3 separate regions of the Homo sapiens genome follow, and regions 1 and 3 are each linked to region 2. Evidence: read pairs that join two places in POLR2A ChIA-PET (ENCODE). Cell type or tissue: A673. All regions are shown on one strand.

Region 1 (2,500 bases), 560 kb before region 2:
TTTCATTTATTGCTAAAAATTTATAAGTAAAACCTTAGCTACATTCTACAAATTTTGACTTGTGCTTTCATTTTCATATAGTCAAAAGATTTTCTAATTTTCTTGTGATTTTTTTCTTTGCTCCATGAGTAATATACACGTATGTGGTTTAATTTCCAAAAACTTAAGATATTTTAAAATATCTTTTTATTATCGAATTCTAATTGAACTGTGGTTGTCTGAAAAAGATTTTTAGTTCATCTCTCTTTTTTTTAAGAGTCAGGGTCTTGCTCTGTCACCCAGGTTGGAGTGCAGTGTCATGATGGTAGCTTACTGTAGTCTCTTAACTCCTGGGCTTGAGCAGTCCTTCTGCCTTAGCCTCCTGAGTAGCTGGGACTACGGGTGCTTGCCAGTACACCTGGCTAATTTTTAAAATTTTTTGTAAAGACAGGATCTTGCTATGTTGCTCAGGTTAGTCTCAAACTCCTGGTCTCAAGTGATCCTTCTGCCTTGGCCTCCTAAAGTGCTGGGACTACAGGTGTGAGCCACTGCACCTGGCCTCATCTTTGTTTCTGAAATATATTTTCATTGGTATAAAATTCTAGTTTGACAGTTTTTGTTTTTTTTTTTTTTTTGAGACAGAGTCTCACTCTGTCACCCAGGCAGGAGTTCAGTGGTGCAACTCGGCTCACCGCAACCTCTGCTTCCCAGGTTCAAGCGATCCTCGTGCCACAGCCTCCTGAGTAGCTGGGACTACAGGTGTGCACTACCACGCCCAGCTAATTTTTGTATTTTTAGTAGAGACAGGGGTTTCACCATGTTGGCCAGGATGTTCTCAAACTCCTGATCTCAAGTGATCTGCCCGCCTTGGCCTCCTAAAGTGCTAGGATTATAGGTGTGAGCCACCGTGCCTGGCCTGATAATTTTTTTTTTTTTTAAAGTACTTTAAGGGTTTTTTTTCCCACTGTTTTCTGGCTTACATTGTTTCTAATGAGAAATCTGTTCCCATACTTGTTTTTTTGTCCTTTGTAATGTATCTTTTTTACTCTGATTGCTTTTAAGTAGATTTTCTATTATTGGTTTTAAGCATTTTGGTTATGATGTGCCATGGTATAGTTTTCTTCATGTTTATTATGCTTGTGGTTCATTGATTTCCTTAGATCTGTAGTCCTCCTCCTTATCCTGCTTGGAATCTGATACTCCATGCAGGCTACCGCCACTCCCCACTTGACACTCCTCACATGAATGCACATTATCAGATTTGTTTTTTGCCAATAAGATCAGTAAAAAATGTTATCTCAGGCTAATTTTAATTTGTATTTCTAATGTGATACCAGGTATTTTAGTTGTCTAAAAACGATTTGTATCTCCTTTTCTGTGAACTGTCTGATCATATGCTTTGTTCTATTTTTGTATTTGTTTGCTGATCATTTTTATATTAATTTATATGTAACTTTTACCTTTTCTCTAATAAGCATGTATTTTTGGGGGGACAATAAGAAGATACCACATAAAGTTATTTTTAATTAAAAAATAACTTCAAAATCCATGTAGTTTCCTGGTCTAAAATATTCAGGAGCTCATGGTGGCTAGCATTTTATCATAGCTCCTTCTTATATAGGGGCTTACTTTCACTTCTGTTTGTGGTGAAACCTGCATAGCTAACAGGATGTATGTGAGCTTAAAGGCCTGAGAATCACTTTGGACTGCCTATCTTTTACCAGGGCACTGAAAAAAAAATCACCAACTCTTATATCTGTAAGGAGTTCAGCTCTATCTTAGTCATCACTTCATTAGATCTTCCAGTGGCCCTGGGAGGCTGACAGGTCATTGACAATGATCCCCATTTTATAGATTTGAAACTGAGGCGTAGAAAGGTGAAGTGATTTTATCAAACAGAAGGTTAGACTTAGAAGTACCTTAAAGATCATTTAATTTTACATATTTGGTATCCTACAATTAGTAACTAGGGTAAAGTTTTGGCTTGGATCCAGGTGCTTTTTTTTTTTTTGAGACGGAGTCTTGCTCTGTCACCCAGGCTGGAGTGCAGTGGCACGATCTTGGCTCACTGCAAGCTCTGCCTCACGCCATTCTCCTGCCTCAGCCTCCCGAGTAGCTGGGACTACAGGCGCCCGCCACCACGCCCGGCTACTTTTTGTATTTTTAGTAGAGATGGGGTTTCACCATGTTGGCCAGGATGGTCTCGATCTCTTGACCTCGTGATCTCCCGCCTCGGCCTCCCAAAGTGCTGGGATTACAGGCGTAAGCCACCGCGCCTGGCCAGGTGCTCTTTCTAATGGCAGCAATCAAAGTGAGGACCACTATCACTCTAAATGGTCAAGGAGCTTCTCTTTCTCAGGAGACTGCAGGCCAAGCCTTTGACATGCCATGGTTGGGCAGGCAGACGGGTGATGCTGGAGCTTAAGGTCTATCTATGCTCACCTTTGGCAGCAGTCAGCATGGTGGAGGCCAGTTCACACTGCTGTGATTCCAAGTGTCCAAGCGTGAACCAGCGAGGATA
Region 2 (2,500 bases):
CCAGATAGGACATGAACATCCATTTATAATTTTTATTCTGATCCAGTAGTCCTCAGAGCATGGTTCTAGAAACCAGCAGTGTGTCACCTGGGCAGTTGTTAGAAATGCAGATTCTTCAACCTTACCTCAAACCTTCTGACTCAGAAACTGTAGGGGGTGGAGCTCAAACTGTTATAACCGTTCCTCCAAATGGTTTGCATACAGACTAAAATTTGAGAAACACTGCTTTAATTCATCTTTTTTTCCAACTATACAAGTACTGCCTTAGTTCACCCTCTTTTCTATTTGTCTAGGCTTGTGCTAAGCAAGAATAGAAATAAATTTATCGGCCGGGCGCGGTGGCTCACGCCTGTATTCCCAGCACTTTGGGAGGCCGAGGCAGGTGGATCACGAGGTCAGGAGACGAGACCATCCTGGCTAACACGGTGAAACCCTGTCTCTACTAAAAATACAAAAAAATTAGCCGGGCATGGTGGCCGGTGCACAGGCACCGGCCTGGCACCAGGCCCAGGCTGAGGCAGGAGAATGGCGTGAACCCGGGAGGCGGAGCTTGCAGTGAGCCGGAGATCGTGCCAGGGCACTCCAGCCTGGGCGACAGAGCAAGACTCTGTCTCAAAAAAAAAAAAAAAAAAGAAAAGAAATTTATCACTGATAAATGCTTTACAATGATACTTAATAGTGTTTTTACTGGTTCCTTGCTTTTAATGGTATTCAATTCAGAGTCTTATATTGCAGTCATAGTGTAACTTTTTTTTTTTTTTTTTTTTTGAGACGGAGTCTCGCTGTGATATCTCCCTGACATTGTATTTAAAAAAACCTGTGTGTTATAGAAGGTTATATAGGGAAATAAAAGACCTAGTCCCTTAACCACAGGTAGTTTGAGAGGCTCTGTGCTAGACCATTTGGTCAGAATGACCTCTTAATAAAACTATTCGATATACATGACTGGCTGTGACGGAGTTTGTAGATAAGGATCCAAGACCATTTCAAGATTCTAGGCAAATGGCCCAGATAGCTTACAACCTGTAGCTGAAAGCACTGCCCTTTAAGTTGTTCCTCATCCCTGTGGTTATAGCTGTGAAGTTGCCACTTATTTTCAGCCCTGGATATTTGAGTGAGTAAGAATTAAATGAATTAAATTTGATAATGTAAGTAAGTAAATAATACTTGAGTATTTAATAAATGACAGCTCTTTTATTCCTTTATATTTTTCTGAATTTATTTTATTTTCAGGCTTAATAATTGCCTCCAGTTTTACATTTTTTCCCCTTTAATTTTTTATTACAGAATTGAAGATGTTCCTGCTCCTTCTACATCTGCAGATAAAGTGGAGAGGTAAGATTATTTACATGGTAGTTAGATTCGTATCAGAAACATAAACTAAGAGCAATATAACTTTAAAGTTATTTTTATTTTTTAATTAATTTATTTTTGATAGAGGCAAGGTGTCGCTTTGTTGCTCAGGCCGAAGTGCAGTGTGCAATCAGGGCTCACTACAACCTTGAACTCCTGGGCTCAAGCAATCTTCCCACTTCAACCTCCTGAGTAGCTAGGACTATAGGCACATGCCACTACACTTCGCTCATTTTTAAATTTTTTGGAGAGATGGGGTCTTGCTATGTTGCCAAGGCTGGTCTCAAACTCCTAGCCTCAAGCATTCCTCCCTGCCTAAGCCTTTCAAAGTGTAGGATTATAGGTGTGAACTACCAGGCCCGTCTCACCTCCTCCCCCTGTAACGTTTCCATCTTGATATGGCTATGGTTTTTTGTTTTTCTTTATCTCAGATCTACACCCGTAGTGACTATGTTTCTTAATCAGAGGTGGGCATAATAATTAACTAAAAAGCTTACCCAAAAGGTAGATGGTAGGTTACATCCCTAGAGATTTCTTGTTTCATTTTTTAGAGACAGGGTCTTGCTCTGTTGCCCAAGCTGGAGTTCAGTGATGTTATCATAGCTCACCACCACCTCGAACTCCCGGGCTAAAGGGATTCTTCTGCCTCAGCCTCCTGAGTAGCTGGGACTGTAGGCATGCACCACCACATCTGGCTAATTATTTTATTTATTTTTTAGACTGAGTTTCACTCTTGTCGCCCAGGCTGGAGTGCAGTGGCGCAATCTTGGCTCACTGCAACATCTGCCTCCTGGGTTCAAGCAATTCTGCCTCAGTCTCACAAGTAGCTGGGATTACAGGCGGGTGCCACTACACCCAGCTAATTTTTCTATTTTTAGTAGAGATGGGGTTTCACCATGTTGGCCAGGTTGGTCTTGAACTCCCGACCTCAGGTGATCTGCCCGCCTTGGCCTCCCAAAGTGTTGGGATTACAGGCGTGAGCCACTGTGCCCACCCGAATTATATTTTTCGAAGCGGAGTCTTGCTTTGTTGGCCAGGGTGGTCTCCAACCTGGGCTCAAGCAATCCCCCTGCCTTGGCTTCCCTAAGTGTTGGGATTACCAGCCTGATCTACCATGCCCAGCTGATTTTATTTGTTGAGCTTGAGA
Region 3 (2,500 bases), 280 kb after region 2:
CAAGCTCAAGTGATCTTCCCACCTCAGCCCCCTGAGTAGCTGGGACTGCTGGCACATGCCAATATGCCCAGCTATTTTTTGTAGTTTTTGTAGAGATGGGGTTTCACCATGTTGCCCAGTCTGGTCTCGAACTCCTGAGCTCAAGCAATCCTCTCGCCTCGGCATCCCAAAGTGCTGGGATTACAGGTGTGAGCCACTGTGACTGGTCTAAAGTATTTTCATGTACGTTACTTTATTTGACTTTTACAACTGCTGTATCTAAGCCTTTGAGGTAGATGGAATCCCAGGTCACACAGTTACATGTTTTTGAGCCACGACAGAAGCCTAGTTTTCCAAACTTTAAATTTTGTGTTCTTGACCAGGCATGGTGGCTCACGCCTATAATCCCAGCGCTTTGGGAGGCGGAGGCAAGTGGATCACGAGGTCAGGAGATAATGTTCCTTTTAAGACTAGATAGTAAATGATATTAACATAGATTTTCTTCCTCGGTAATATTTTTCTCTTCTTAAAGCATTCCGACTCTCCATGGAGTAACTACCAGCCAGGAGACTGTCAGTAAATAATATGTGATAATAGAGCATATTCTTCCCCTAGTAAAGCTTCTTGCTGAAATTATTGCAATTGATAGTTTTCATCAATGCAACTCCAAACTGGTAGGCAGGACCCTATTGTCTTATAATTGCCTTATAATGATGATAACAATAATAGTATGAACCATTTACTTACTTGATGGATTCATAGATTTATTCATCCAGTATTCATTTGTTGCCTACTAGGCTAGGTATTCTGCTGGGTGCCAGGAATGTCCTTGAGAGCAAGACTAATTCCTACTCTCCTGGAGCTAACAGTCAAAGAAAACAGATAATTTAGCAAATAATTATAGTAACCAGTGAAGTAGGTATGATTGAGGAATTAAAGGAATATTTGGATAATATATGGAAGGAGGCTGGGGAAACTGTAGAAAAACTTGCCAGAGGAAACGAAGTTTAAGCTGAAGTCCAGGAATGTATAAAAAGAGATAAAGAAAAGTAATCCAGACCAGGAGAACAGTAAGTGTGAAGACCTGAAGGTGAAAGAAAGCATGGCAAGTCTGAGTCCAAAACTCCAATAAGACTGGAGAATTATGCAAATGATACTGAGGAGGGAGGCAGTCAGAGCCAAGTAGTGCCCTGTAGACTACAGAAAGGATTTTAGACTTTATCCATTGCAGAATTATAAGAGAGAAAGGACACATTTAAAAAAGTTATTTTTGGCCGGGCACGGTGGCTCACGCCTGTAATCCCAGCACTTTGGGCGACCGAGGTAGGTGGATCACCTGGGGTCAGGAGTTCGAGACCAGCCTTACCAACATGGGGAAACCCTGTCTCTACTAAAAATACAAAAATTAGCCGGACGTGGTGGCGCATGCCTGTAATCCCAGCTACTTGGGAGGCTGAGGCAGGAGAATCGCTTGAACCTGGGAGACGGAGGTTGCAGTGAGCCAAGATCGCGCCACTGCACTCCAGCCTGGGTGACAGAACGAGACTTCATCTCAAAAAAATAAAAAGTTATTTTTGACTTCAGTATTTATTTCATTATACCCACAGTTATCACTCAGAAAACAGGTACTATATATGATATTTACATTGATATAACATTAATCAAGGGGGACAAAACTGAATGAAAGGGAGACCAATTAGGAGGATGTTATAGGATGATGGTGGCTTGTGCCCGGGGAAGTAGAAGTGAATTGACAGATTAAAGATAGATATTTTGGAAGTAGAATTGGCCGAGCTTGATGAATAATGGATGTAGAGAGTGAGAGAAAGTGAAAAATGAAGAATGACCCTGGGTTTGGTGGTACCATCATCAAAATAGAGAACAGAGAAGGAGCGAGACTGAGTAGAAAGATCAGCTGAGTTTTAGACATATTAAGGACAAGGTAGTTGTATGTACAACTATAGAGGTCAGCAAAAAGATCTGGGATAGAGATACAAATTTGAGATTGTAAAATATATAGAGAAAGGAGAGTGTACAAGCAGAACTAAAAGGACAGTCCCCATTTAAGGGTCTAAGGTGATGAAGGATGAGCCTGCAAAGATGTTTAAATGGTGTGTTTGCGGGGATAAGAGGAAAAACAAGAGAATGTGGCTTCATGGCAAGAAAAGTCTTCCAGGACAGAAGAGTGAATGATACTATCAGGTGCTGTTGAGCAGTGGAGCCAAAAAAGATAGGTGGACTAAAAATGCAGTGAAGCTTCATTACCCTGGCGTTATACATTACATTGGCAGTGTGCCAAGAATGGTTTAAATGGGCTGGTAAGGTCTAGGGATATTTATAGAGTGTTGAAGAATGAGTAGGAAGTGAGAAATTAGAGACATTGGATGTAGATAACTCATTCAAGAAGTGTGGTTGTGAAGGGAAATAAAATTGATAAGGCAGTATTTGAAGAGGGATGTGTAGTTATTAAGGGAATTTATTTCCTTATCTGAAGCTGGAATAGACTTGAATGTGTTCAGAA

Evidence for each region. ChIA-PET counts read pairs that join two places held together with the same protein. Peaks named below come from ENCODE experiments on the same cell type or tissue, not always from the same donor. Only the 100,000 strongest peaks of a DNase experiment are listed, where the experiment ranks them.
Region 1: POLR2A ChIA-PET joins it to region 2 with 20 read pairs; 2 of 35 experiments call an interaction of 5 or more read pairs at or near these places.
Region 3: POLR2A ChIA-PET joins it to region 2 with 13 read pairs; 11 of 35 experiments call an interaction of 5 or more read pairs at or near these places.

The regions. Positions count from the first base shown.
Region 1 is chr1:45,031,891-45,034,390 of GRCh38, forward strand. ZSWIM5 (zinc finger SWIM-type containing 5) reads right to left here. Exons shown (of 14, transcript NM_020883.2): 11 at 2,422-2,500. Among named protein-coding and RNA genes, the nearest start is that of UROD, 21 kb to the left of the region's middle. In A673, no CTCF peak of the experiment used is centred here; no DNase peak of the experiment used is centred here.
Region 2 is chr1:45,589,936-45,592,435 of GRCh38, forward strand. It overlaps NASP (nuclear autoantigenic sperm protein), which reads left to right. Exons shown (of 15, transcript NM_002482.4): 2 at 1,288-1,335. Among named protein-coding and RNA genes, the nearest start is that of NASP, 7.1 kb to the left of the region's middle. RefSeq lists a silencer at 889-1,089. In A673, no CTCF peak of the experiment used is centred here; no DNase peak of the experiment used is centred here; H3K27ac peaks cover 288 bases.
Region 3 is chr1:45,873,913-45,876,412 of GRCh38, forward strand. All of the region lies in intron 3 of MAST2 (microtubule associated serine/threonine kinase 2), which reads left to right. LOC105378694 (a long non-coding RNA gene) reads right to left here. Exons shown (of 5, transcript XR_001738038.2): 4 at 727-841. Among named protein-coding and RNA genes, the nearest start is that of MAST2, 72 kb to the left of the region's middle. In A673, no CTCF peak of the experiment used is centred here; no DNase peak of the experiment used is centred here.